Linked DNA regions of Homo sapiens: all the other regions are linked to region 1. A link is a loop called in an ENCODE intact Hi-C map of the cell type or tissue named here. Cell type or tissue: A673. All regions are shown on one strand. Links, peaks and the distances in the headings refer to the core of each region. The heading gives the core; the rest is flanking DNA.

Evidence for each region. Hi-C counts contacts between places; a loop is a spot of excess contacts. Peaks named below come from ENCODE experiments on the same cell type or tissue, not always from the same donor. Only the 100,000 strongest peaks of a DNase experiment are listed, where the experiment ranks them.
Region 2: a loop joins it to region 1, with 16 times the contacts of the local background. A loop is called at or near these places in 1 of 110 quality-filtered maps.
Region 3: a loop joins it to region 1, with 7 times the contacts of the local background. A loop is called at or near these places in 1 of 110 quality-filtered maps.

Annotation. Positions count from the first base shown.
Region 1 is chr5:17,280,908-17,284,837 of GRCh38, reverse strand. No RefSeq gene overlaps it. Among named protein-coding and RNA genes, the nearest start is that of BASP1, 65 kb to the right of the region's middle. In A673, for the core only: no CTCF peak of the experiment used is centred there; DNase peaks (open chromatin) are centred at 1,647 and 2,327; H3K4me3 peaks cover 389 bases; H3K27ac peaks cover 2,500 bases.
Region 2 is chr5:16,942,328-16,946,257 of GRCh38, reverse strand. No RefSeq gene overlaps it. Among named protein-coding and RNA genes, the nearest start is that of MYO10, 8.0 kb to the right of the region's middle. In A673, for the core only: no CTCF peak of the experiment used is centred there; DNase peaks (open chromatin) are centred at 1,247, 1,817 and 2,237; H3K4me3 peaks cover 461 bases; H3K27ac peaks cover 2,500 bases.
Region 3 is chr5:17,434,946-17,438,875 of GRCh38, reverse strand. All of the region lies in intron 1 of LINC02217 (long intergenic non-protein coding RNA 2217), which reads right to left. Among named protein-coding and RNA genes, the nearest start is that of LINC02218, 7.1 kb to the left of the region's middle. In A673, for the core only: no CTCF peak of the experiment used is centred there; a DNase peak (open chromatin) is centred at 1,845; H3K4me3 peaks cover 1,198 bases; H3K27ac peaks cover 2,258 bases.

The sequences.
Region 1 (3,930 bases), core at 991-3,490:
CACAGCCCCCAAGGCAGATATATTCTCCAGTTCTTTTTTTTTTTTTTTTTTTTTTTTGAGACGGAGTCTCACTCTGTCACACAGGCTGGAGTGCAGTGGCGTGATCTCGGCTCACTACAACCTCCGTCTCCCAGGTTCAGCGATTCTCCTGCCTCAGCCTCCCGAATAACTGGGATTACAGGCTTATGCCACCGCGTCCAGCTAATTTTTGTATTTTTAGTAAAGACAGGGTTTCACCATGTTGGCCAGGCTGGTCTCGAACTCCTGACCTCAAGTGATCCGCCCGCCTCAGCCTCTCATAGTGCTGGGATTACAGGTGTGAGCCACTGAGCCCGGCCTCTCCAGTTCTTGAGTAAACAGAGGTTCTGAGAAGAAATCTGTCCCCAGGTTACAGAGGTAACTAAGATATGAAGGTGGGATTCCAGCTACTTCACCTCCCATGCATAAAGGCAATTCGTTCTTTTTCCTTGGTTCACATCTTGTTATCTCCATAATCTAATTTGAATATTCTCAGGAAAACCATCTTGGATTTTGACTCCCCCTTTTCCCCTAAAAAGATTGCCATACATTTGTGTTTTCTTTTTCTCCTACAAAGAGGGGTTGTTCTCTGTAGGACAATTCAGATCTCAATTCTGTGGTCGTTGTGACTCTATTTCCAAGGAAACCTTAAGAAATTCCTTCTCAATTGAAGTAGACAGACAGGCCAGAGCTTATGAACCCAGCTTTTTTTTTTTGAACTGAAGCCTCCATTGGAATAGCTGTGGTTCACTGAGTGTATATCACAAGCAGTCACTTCCAGGTCTTATTGAAAATCTTCACAGCAACTCTGTTGTTATTATTACCATCTTTTTTTCTAATGAGGTAAACTTAAAATCAAAGAATGATCCACCAAACCCTCATTCTAGTCCAAGCTTCTTTGTTCAAATCTTGTGAGTCACTCTATCCCAGTAGATTCCCAAAGAGGAGCTTCACGAAACTCTTGCCCTGCCCCTCTACCTTCCTTAAGAACTACTGAATCAGGCCAGGCACAGTGGCTCATGCCTCTAACAGCACTTTGGGAGGACGAGGCAGGTGGATCACCTGAGGCCAGGAGTTCGAGACCAGCCTGACCAACATGGTGAAACCTCATCTCTACTAAAAATACAAAAATTAGCCAGATGTGGTGGCACACGCCTGTAGTCCCAGCTACTTGGGAGGCTGAGCAGAGAATTGCTTGAACCCAGGAGGTGGAGGCTGTAGTGAGCCAAGATTGCACCACTGCACTCCAGCCTGGGCAACAGAGCAAGACTCTCTCTCTCAAAAAAAAAAAAAAACTACTGAATCAGGATCACAGCTTAGGGGCTGGGATCTCTTTATTTAGACATCCAAGAAAATTCTTATGTAGTCAATTTGTATGACATTTAGGAACTGATGCCTTGTTTTCTGAAACAGAGCTCTAGTTGTAGAATCTTCAAGATTCTCTTTTAATAAGCACTGTACATCAAGGACTATTTCAAATTACCTTGACTCCTGAACATGGTCTCTCTTAATCTTTATTATTCTTATAGATAAATGAGGGGCAGGGGGAAGTGGAGGAGTAAGATGAGTAAAGTTCCAAGTAAATTATATTTGTTCTTCCCGAACAAATGAAGAATGAGGGTTATGCAGTCCGAAAAACCAGCAAGCTCTGGCCCAATGTAAGTGTTTGCCTCAGAGTGCAGTCAGTGGAAGGAAGGAAGGAAGGAAGGAAGGAAGGAAGGAAGGAAGGAAGGAAGGAAGGAAGGGAGGGAGGGAGAGAGGAAGGAAGGAAAGAAGGAAGGAAGGAAGGAAAGAAGGAAGGAAGGAAGTAGGTAAAGAGTGAAACTATCACAATGGAAGTTACGTACTTGAACAACAACAAAAAAAGAGGAAGTAGGGAACTTGATGGGAAAGACAAAATGTAGAGGAAAGAGAATAAGGAAGGGAGGAAATAAACAAAAGACAAAAAAGTTATTATGAAGTTCTAATTAGCAGCCCAAATGTAAGCAACTCTTTCTGATTCATTCTAATTAGGCTTGTCTTCTATTTAATTGATTTTGATTTTGTCATTTCTACTATAGTGTGTGTGTGTGTGTGTGTTTTATTTTGTAAAGGTAGGTTTTGCTCTGAATGTCAAGGCAATTTCAGCTCCTGAAAGAGAAGGTAACTATTATTTTCAGCTCTTAAAATTGAAAGAAAGAAAGAAAGAAACAGAAAGAAAAGAAAAACTCTACCCTCTGGGGAATTTGCATACTAGGCAGACTTGGGTGCCCCGCAGTGGGTGGTTCCGGCTGAGAGTTTGTCTATTCTTAGATGTCTGTGCTGAGGCAGAGTGGGACGGAAATTGTTCACTGCTGCTTTAGGACCTTAGAGTCATTTCTTTTAATGGGGTTCGACTGTCAAATCAAATCTCCCAACCTGTGTAAAAGGCTCTTGTAATTACATGTGTCATCTCTTTTCACGACAAAACTCAAAACTGGTTTGTTTCTGAGGTACTGAAATGCAGTCTTTCTCCTGCATTAAGAGGATTGCTTTCTTTTTAGAGGAAGGGCTGGGGGGATTTTTTTTTCCCCACTTTTTTTGTTAACAAAAGCATGTGACAAGTCAACCAATCTTCCTCAAGGTAAAACAGGGGCCTGTTTTTCTTTGAGTAATTATGTGATGTGCCTGACTTTCAGGTGTGTGGCTTTTAAATACAACAAATCAACATTAAAGATTAATTCATTCAATTACAAGGCAAGAATCTTTGTTGCCTATTCAAACATATTTTCTACTTTAATAAATTCATAGCTTAAAAAGCCAAAAGACAGTGAGATCACCAATAATAAGCCTCTAGTGTTTGGAACTCAGTCTGTAAGATCATTCTTTTTTTATCAAAATATATATGTAAGTTTTACAAACTATACATATATATAAAGTGCTCTCTAAATGATTTATATATGTGTATGTGTGTATGTGTGTGTGTGTGTGTGTGTATGTGTGTATATATGTATATTTTTATTTTTAGACAGTCTCATCCCGTTGCCCAGGCTGGAGTGCAGTGGCACGATCTCAGCTCACTGCAGCCTCCACCCCAAGAATCTCAAGTGATTCTCCTGCCTCAGCCTCCACAGTAGCTGGAATTACATGTGTGCACCACCATGGCCAGGTAATTTTTGTATTTTTAGTAGAGACAGGGTTTCGCCATATTGGCCAGGCTGGTCTCGAACTCCTGGCCTCAAGTGATCTGCCCACCTTGGCCTCCCAAAATCGTGGGATACAGTCATGAGCCACCGCGTCTGGGCCAAAATATATTTATTTTTAAGCTTTGGTATAAGTTTCTATACCCAGATATTCGGGGAAGCCTGAAGACTACCAATGTTTTGTTTTTATTATCTGAAACTCTGATTCAGAATTCATGAAATATATGTAAAAATTATATTTAAGATGAGAATTCCCCAAGACAACATTTTTATTGAGACCATTTTAGTCTCTTAAATCCTGGACTATATAAGCAATAAAAATGAAAACAAAACAAAACAAAGCAAGTTCATGTGTTCTCTAGATGATTCTAAATAAGTAGTTATTAACCCATCATTTTTCCATTTAACATTTTAACACATTGACCTCAAGGAGTTGCAATAAAAGGAATGGGTACATTATACAAAGCCATTAAATTATAAATGAATGGTATTAATGACAAATTTTCCCGGACCCAGAGGGAAACTCAGGGAAAATATAAAATTACCTTCAAAGACAACAAAATGAAAAATAAATGTGACATATGGACCTTAGGAAAAAATGGAAATCAAGTGCACATGAGATAAAAAGATAGGGCCAGGCATGGTGACTCATGCCTGTAATCCCAACACTTTGGGAGGCCAAGGTGGGCAGAGCACCTGAGCTTAAAACTTTCAGACCAGCCTGAGCAACATGGCAAAAACCTGTCTCTAC
Region 2 (3,930 bases), core at 905-3,404, 340 kb after region 1:
CAGGTTCAAGTGATTCTCCCGCCTCAGCCTCCCGAGTAGCTGGGATTACAGGCACCCGCCACCACGCCCAGCTAATTTTTGTTATTTTTAGTAGAGATGGGGTTTTGCCATGTTGACCAGGGTGGTTTTGACCTCTGACCTCAGGTTATTCACCCACCTTGGCCTCCCAGAGTGCTGGGATTACAGGTGTGAGCCAGTGTGACTGGCCTAATTTTTGTATTTTTACAAATACAAAAAAAAAAAGTAGAGACGGGGTTTCACCATGTTGGCCAGGCTGGTTGAAGTCACTGTTTTTTAAACATTTCTATAAGGTACCAATGAAACATGTCATTCTGTAACTTTTCTTTTACATATTCATACCTCCACATTAATACCGATATATTAATCATTTTTGCTGTTTGATAGTATATTGAATTAAAAATGGCCACAATGGAAAACAGTCTGGCAGTTCTTCAAAAAGTTAAACATAGAATTACCATGTGATTCAGCAATTCCACTCCTAGGTATATTCCCCACATAACTGAAAACAGGTACATGAATGTTCGTAGTAGCACTATTCACAGTAGCCCCAATGTGAAAACAACCCAAATGTCCATCAACGGATGAATGGATTGTAAAAATGAGGTATATTCATATAATGCAAGGGTGTCCAATCTTTTGGCTTCCCTGGGCTGCAATGGAAGAAAAATTGTCTTGGGCCATACATAAAACACACTAATGATATAGCTAATGAGTTTTTTAAAATTGCAAAAAAGAAATCATAATGTTTTAGGAAAGTTTACAAATTTTTGTTGGGTGGCATTCAAAGTCATAGGTTGGACAAGCTTGATATAATGGAATATTACTCAGGTGATAAAAAGGAATGAATTCACAACATGGATGAACCTTGCAAACACTATGCTGAATGAAAGAAGCCAGTCTAAAAGGTCACCTATTGCATGATTCCATTCACATGAAATATCCAGAATAGGCAAATCCACAAAGACAGAAAACAAATGAGTGGTTAATGGAGGCTAGGGGTTGACAGGAATCAGAGAAGTAATGAGTATTGGTTTAGTTTTGGAGGGATGAAAATATTCTGGAACTAGAGAGTGGTGATGCTCGTACAACACTGTGAATGTACCAAATGCCACTGAATTGTACACTTGAGAATGCTAAATTTGGAGTTATGTGAATTTTACCCTTCCCTCTCCCACCAGTGGCCACAGATTCCTTGCAATTCCTTCCATCAAGACAGTCTGGGATCTGGGCCAAGCTCCGTGGCTCACGCCTGAAATCTTAGCACTTTGGAAGGCCAAGGCAGGCAGATTGCTTGAGTCTGGAGTTCGAGACCAGCCTGGCCAACATGGTGCAACGCTGTCTTTACTAAAAATGTAAAACAAATTAGCCAGGCATGGTGGGCTAAGGCAGGAGAATCTCTTGAACTCGGAAGGAGGAGGTTGCAGTAAGCTGAGATCATGCCACTGCACTCCAGCCTGGGTGACAGGGTAAGAACCTGTCTCAAAAAACAACAACAAAAAAAGAGTCTGGGGTCTGAGGTCTGGGGTCTGGGCTGGCTTTATGTCAGGCTTCGACCAATTAAATATGGCAGAAGCAACTGCACAAGGTCTTGCAGCTTTTGCTGTCATCCTAATGCATTCCTGAGACTGTCGTAGTGTAAAGGCCACGTGGAGAGAGTGAACCAGCTATCCAAGCCATCCCCATGAGCTCCTGTCCTGTGCGGGAGGCCATCCTAGATCACAAGACACAGCTGAGCAGCTAACTGACTGCAGTCACCCGAGAGAGCCCAGATAACAGCACAGAGGTCAAGCCCCATCAAGAAATAACAAGTCATTGTCTTCAGCCACTTAGTTTTAGGTGGCTTGTTATACAAAACAGACAACTAACACAAAGAGTATGTCACTATGCACATTTACCATAGTTTGCTTAACCTATCTCCTTCTGAGAGGCTTTTAGGTTGTGTCCAGGTTTTTAACCAACTTTCTTTCTCTTTCTTTCTCTTTGTTTCTTTGTTTCTTTCTTTCTTTCTCTCCTTCCTTCCTTCCTTCCTTCCTTCCTTCCTTCCTTCCTTCCTTCCTTCCTTCCTTCCTTCCTTCCTTCCTTCCTTCCTTCCTTCCTTCCTTCCTTCCTTCCTTCCTTCCTTCCTTCCTTCCTTCCTTCCTTTCTGACGGAGTTTTCACTTGTTGCCCAAGCTAGAGTGCAACGGCACGATCTCGGCTCACTGTAACCGCGCCTCCTGGGTTCAAGCGATTCTCCTGCCTCAGCCTCCCGGGTAGCTGGGATTACAGGCGCGCCACCAGGCCCAGCAAATTTTTTTGGTATTTTTAGTAGAGACAGGGTTTTACTATGTTGGCTAGGCTGGTCTCCAACTCCTGACCCTCAGGTGATCTGCCTGTCCCGGCCTCCCAAAGTGCTGGGATTACAGGCATCAGCTACCTCTCCCAGCCAGGTTTTTAACTTTTCTAAACAATTTTGTCCGGATATTCTTATATAAACAACTCTGTGCACTTAATTGATTTTTCCTAATACTTCAGCAGCACACACTTGCATTTGATGGAAGCTCTGGAAATAAAAAATCCAAAAATATTCTCAACTCATTCCAGAAGCAAAATTAATAGTGGTGATATCAGGCAATTTTCGGTGGGGAAAACAAAGCCTCACTAATAAGAGTTTACATAAAATTGGCCCTGTGATGAACCCCATGAATCTTAGTCTCAACTTTCTTGGGCGGCCAGCCTCTTGTTGTTTTGTATTGCTCTCCATTTTATATTGTTTTGTTTTGTTTTGTATTGCTTCCCTTTGGGTGGGTGGGATCCCTGGAGATGTACATAATTTGATTTTAAAAATTATGAAAACATTACCTCTGCCATGACCTGAACCACTGAAATTGATGCTCTGAGTCTCCCTGGTCTCCTCATAGTTTGTTTCCTAGATTAAACCCACAAATGAGGGTATCGATTAATAAAACCGAAGTCACATATGTAAAGCAAGGGAGGCTTTGATGGGGATAGACCTGCATGTGTGTAAGATCATCAGAAGATTTAGGGCAGCTCTGAAAGACAGATACCCTCTCATTACAGTGACTGAATTATGACTATTACATTAATAGATATAGGGAAGTTGATAGAAGTTGATGGGAGAGTGAAGAAGGTTTTGAAGTGTGAGAAGAACCTCACTAGGAACAATTCAACGAATGGTTGGAAATGTAGTTGGGATTTCTTCTTCTTCTTCTGCTTTTTTTTTTTTTTTTTTTTTTTTTTTGAGACAGGGTCTGGCTCTGTGGCACAGGCTAGAATGCAGTGGTGCTATCTCCACTCACTGCAGTCTCCAACTCCCAGGCTCAAGTGATCCTCCCAAGTCGCTGGGACTAACAGGCATGCGCCCCCACACCTGGCTAATTTTGTTGCTGTTGTTTTTGTTGCAGTAGAGATGGCGTTTTTCTATGTTGCCCAAGCTAGTCTCAAACTACTAAGCTCAAGCAATCCACCTGCCTCAGTCTCCCAAAGTGCTAGGATTACAGGCATGAGCCACGGTACCTGGCCTGTGGCTGGGACTTCTTATAGCTTGAATTATAGATTTGGGGATCATTTATGAAGACATGGCAGGTGAAGTACAGAGAATTAATGGTGAGAACATAAGAATAGGGGGAAGAACATGTGCTCGGGATCCACCATACTTTGGAGGGAGAAGGAGAAGGGGAGCCTACAAGGGGAAGAAAGTGGTCAAAGAGATGGGAGAGCCAGACAAACAGAGGGTCACAAAAGCTAAAAATAACCAGCTTCATGATTTGTAGCACCCTATGCAAAATGAAAAGGCAGAGCCGTTTGTTCAACAATTATTAAGAATATTGGCCGGGCATAGTGGCTCATGCCGGTAATCCCAGCACTTTGGGAGGCCGAGGCAAGTGGATCACTTGAGGTCAGGAGTTCG
Region 3 (3,930 bases), core at 905-3,404, 150 kb before region 1:
GTAAATCATTTTAGACAGTACAATATCTTCAGCTCCATCTCAGTTCTTTTTTCATTCCATTGAGAAATAAACATTCATTCTAGCTGCCAGCTTCTGGATTTGTCTGAAGTGTTGCAGATCCAAGTGGAATCAGCCTGGATTCCCATCGATTTCTTTCTTCAGGAACTGAGCTCGTGTTCCTCGTCTTCTTCCTCCTCTCAGACACTAGCAAGCCCTCTCGCTCTTCACTTGCACCATCCCCTCCCCACCCACAAGCCTGACTATGAAGTGGGATGTCACCCTACTTTTGCCTCCCCTTCCAGCACATATATTCATTTCATCTTAAACTGTTTCCGCTAATCACTTTGGGAAACAGAGATAATTAAAATCATAAGCATGAAGGGAAAAAAAATGAAATCATAAACATGAAGGGATTCAAAAACTCATCATTTGCTTGGAGCCATGCTTCCTGGAGCACTCTTTATTCTACATCTCAAATTATAACTAAGCACAGTTGGGATTCTGCCCCTCTTCCCCCACCCGTCTCAGCTAATTTATTTCTGGGTCCTATTCATTGATTGAATTAAATCCTACTGATGTCATGAAAACATCCAATATTTCCCTGCTCCAAGTGCTCAACTCACAACCCTGAGGCCCACCAGAAGAGGTCTCTGCTGACTCTACCAGCTATTTCCTCCGTAAGGCGGAAATCTCCAAGGTAAACAATCCACCAGCACCTGGTACCTCTCCTTACCCTGCCTCCTTGGAAGAAAGGGAAAAGAGAATTTAGCAGAAAAAAATTCCTCAAACGTAACAAAGTATCCCAGCCCCTTTGGACAGACCTATGTACCCATCTGTCATAAGTAAACCCATACAACAAGAATGTTGCCATGTCTTTAAAAATTCCTGAGGTCCAGCTCGGCGCAGTGGCTCAAGCCTATAATCCCAGCACTTTGGGAGGCTGAGGTGGGTGGATCACGAGGTCAGGAGATCGAGATCATCCTGGCCAACAAGGTGAAATCCCATCTCTACTAAAAATACAAAAATTAGCTGGATGTGGGGGAGCATGCCTGTAATCCCAGCTACTCAGGAGGCTGAGGCAGGAGAATCGCTTGTACCCGGGAGGCGGATGTTGCAGTGAGCCGAGATCAGGCCACTGAACTCCAGCCTGGCAACAGAACTACACTCCGTCTCAAAAATAAAAATAAAAATAAACAAAAATTCCTGAGTTCCTGGCTTTCAAACCCTCAATGTGTCTCCCCTATTCACTCAATTGAGTCATTATCTTTCCAAGCTAGACACATAGGAGCTATCTTTTCCTCCTTCCTTGTCCTTTCCATTTGATCTATGGTCATCACTTATTCCACTATTTATTTTATTGCCCCCTTTTATCCTCACTCTTTTTCTCTTGTATGTTGAATGTATCTGCTAGTTATATGTTAGTCACCCTTGAATTATCTTGAAAGAAACTGACAACAGCTGATGTTTCAAAGATTGACTTTCTATACCTGTTCTGTACTTTCATTTTAGTGATTATTTATTCTATTGTTTTAGCTTAATACTGTTGTTTTCGTACCTTAAATGACCTTGTTTCCCACAAAGCAGAGGGGTTTTTTTTTCGCATTTCCTATTTAACACTTTATAAACACAATAACCTAGGAAACAGGGTTACTTTATATCTACCTTCCGCTCCTCCAGCTTTGATTCCTGGCACACAGCATGAAAAGCAAGCAGAGGAACACAGCAGTTAGCAACTTTCACCACTTTTCATCTGTTCTTCCCCATTATTGAATCCATCTAAGGAAGACATCACTGTGACTGCCGGGAGATGTCAGGCCTCAGAAAGGAAGTTGAAAATTATGTAAGAAATGAGCCCAGTGACCTCCATTTCCTTGCCTCCTTGGTAAATAATTTGTGGTTTTCCGAAACTGGAGGCATATTTTAGAGTTCAAGCAAGGTTGGCAGTAAATTGTCCCAAGGATCATAAAAATGTGCACACAGGGTTTTGCAGACACCAAATCAAATAACTAAAGTGAAGTGAAACCAAAACAGAGCAGATGCGTGTATGCACAGGCATATCCCAGTCCCAGAACTGCAGACAGAGTTGTCTATCTTTTACTGTGTAACATAAATTCTAGAATATTAAACAGTTCAGTGGTAGGGAGGTTCAAGACACTCTTCCTTTAACCTCCAAAATATTTCTAACATCCAGTTTTGACTGTTTTTGTAAAAGAGGTAGCTCATGGGTTACAACTTCAAACTTCGGAACAATTCAGGGCTTAGCAAAGCCGTTGTCCACTGTTCTCATCTTCCGCATGTACTAAGAGAGGTTGGGAAGGGAAGTCAGAGCTGTTAGTAAAGAAACTATGAGGACAGAGGTGGGGCAAGCAAAGACACATGCTCTGGTGTTGGAAAAAAAGAAAAACAAACTTGAGGATCCTAGCAGGCTACAGATCATAGGGATTAAGAAGAAACTGGCTCAAACTTAAATACTAAGTGTTCACTTCTATTTCCCTTCTGAATAAAACGTTAAGTGATTGTGCCAATACCCTCCAGCAGTTAGCAGAACAGTCCCAACTAGAATACAGAACTCGAGACAGTAAGTTCACGGCTCAGTGGACATATACCCAGATCGCAAACCCTTACAAATAGGAATTTCTACATCCTCCCAATCCCTCCTGTGTTTTTCTCAAGGCACCTACCGGAAAGATCCTCTTCAAGAGAAACCAGGTCATAAGGCTTGTTCACTTCTCAGCTGCAACCATGCAATGGATCTTGAAATCACACAGAGGGAGAACCAGAGCCTCACAATGGCCTCCAGGGTGTCCACCATCTGCTGAGCTTACACCTCCACACGTTCTGCCACCCTCACCTCTCAGGCCCCTCCAGCTGAACCCCTTTTTCACTCTGTCCCAACCAGATGGGGCTCATCGCCACCTCTGTGTCTTTGCACTTTCTACTTCTCCCCCAGAGATCTTCTCACCCTGTTCTCTCTTCTCCCATAAGTCTCTGCTCAGACATTACCTTTTCAGGGAGGCCTCTCTGACCATATCATCTAAATGGGTAAATGACAACTCTTGAACACTCTTGTCCCCCACCTGGCTCTGCTTTTGCATATGGTACTTACCCCCTTCTTTTTTTTTTTTCTTTGAGATGGAGTCTCGTTCTGTCACCCAGCCTGGAATGCAGTGGAGCGATCTCACCTCCCTGCAGCTTTCACCTCCTGATTTCAAGCGATTCTCATGCCTCAGCCTCCCAAGCAGCTGAGATTACAGGCATGTACCACCACAACTGGCTAATTTTTGTATTTTTAGTAGAGACGAGGTTTCACCATGTTGGCCAGGCTGGCCTTGAACTCCTGACCTCAAGTAATCCCTCCACTTCAGCTTCCCAAAGTGTTGGAATTACAGGCATGAGCCTCTATGCCCAGCCCTCACCTTCTTATATTCTGTATATTTGTTTTCTCCCTCACCAGAGTGTGAGCTCTGTGAAGCCAAGAGCTTTCCTCCCTTTTCTTCACTGCTGAATCCCAGCATAAAAAATTATGTCTTGTACACAGTAGGATTCAACAAGGAGATCTATGTGTTATTTATATGTTTTTATATATCTCATTTACATATATGTTGTTTACATATATATCTTACTAACATATATCTCATATAGGTATATACACAAATGGTCCCTAACTTATGATGGTTTCAACTTTACAATGGTGTGAAAGTGAAACACATTCAGTAGAACCTGTACTTCAAGTAGCCATACAACCATTCTGTTTTTCATGTTCAGTACAGAATTCAATAAACTACATGAAATATTCAATACTTTATGATGAAATAGACTTTGTGATAGATGATTTTCTCCAACTGTAAACTGATGTAAGTATTCCACATTTACATGTTAAGTGTCTAAGCACATTTATAGTGGACTAGGCTAAGCTATGGTTTTTGAAAG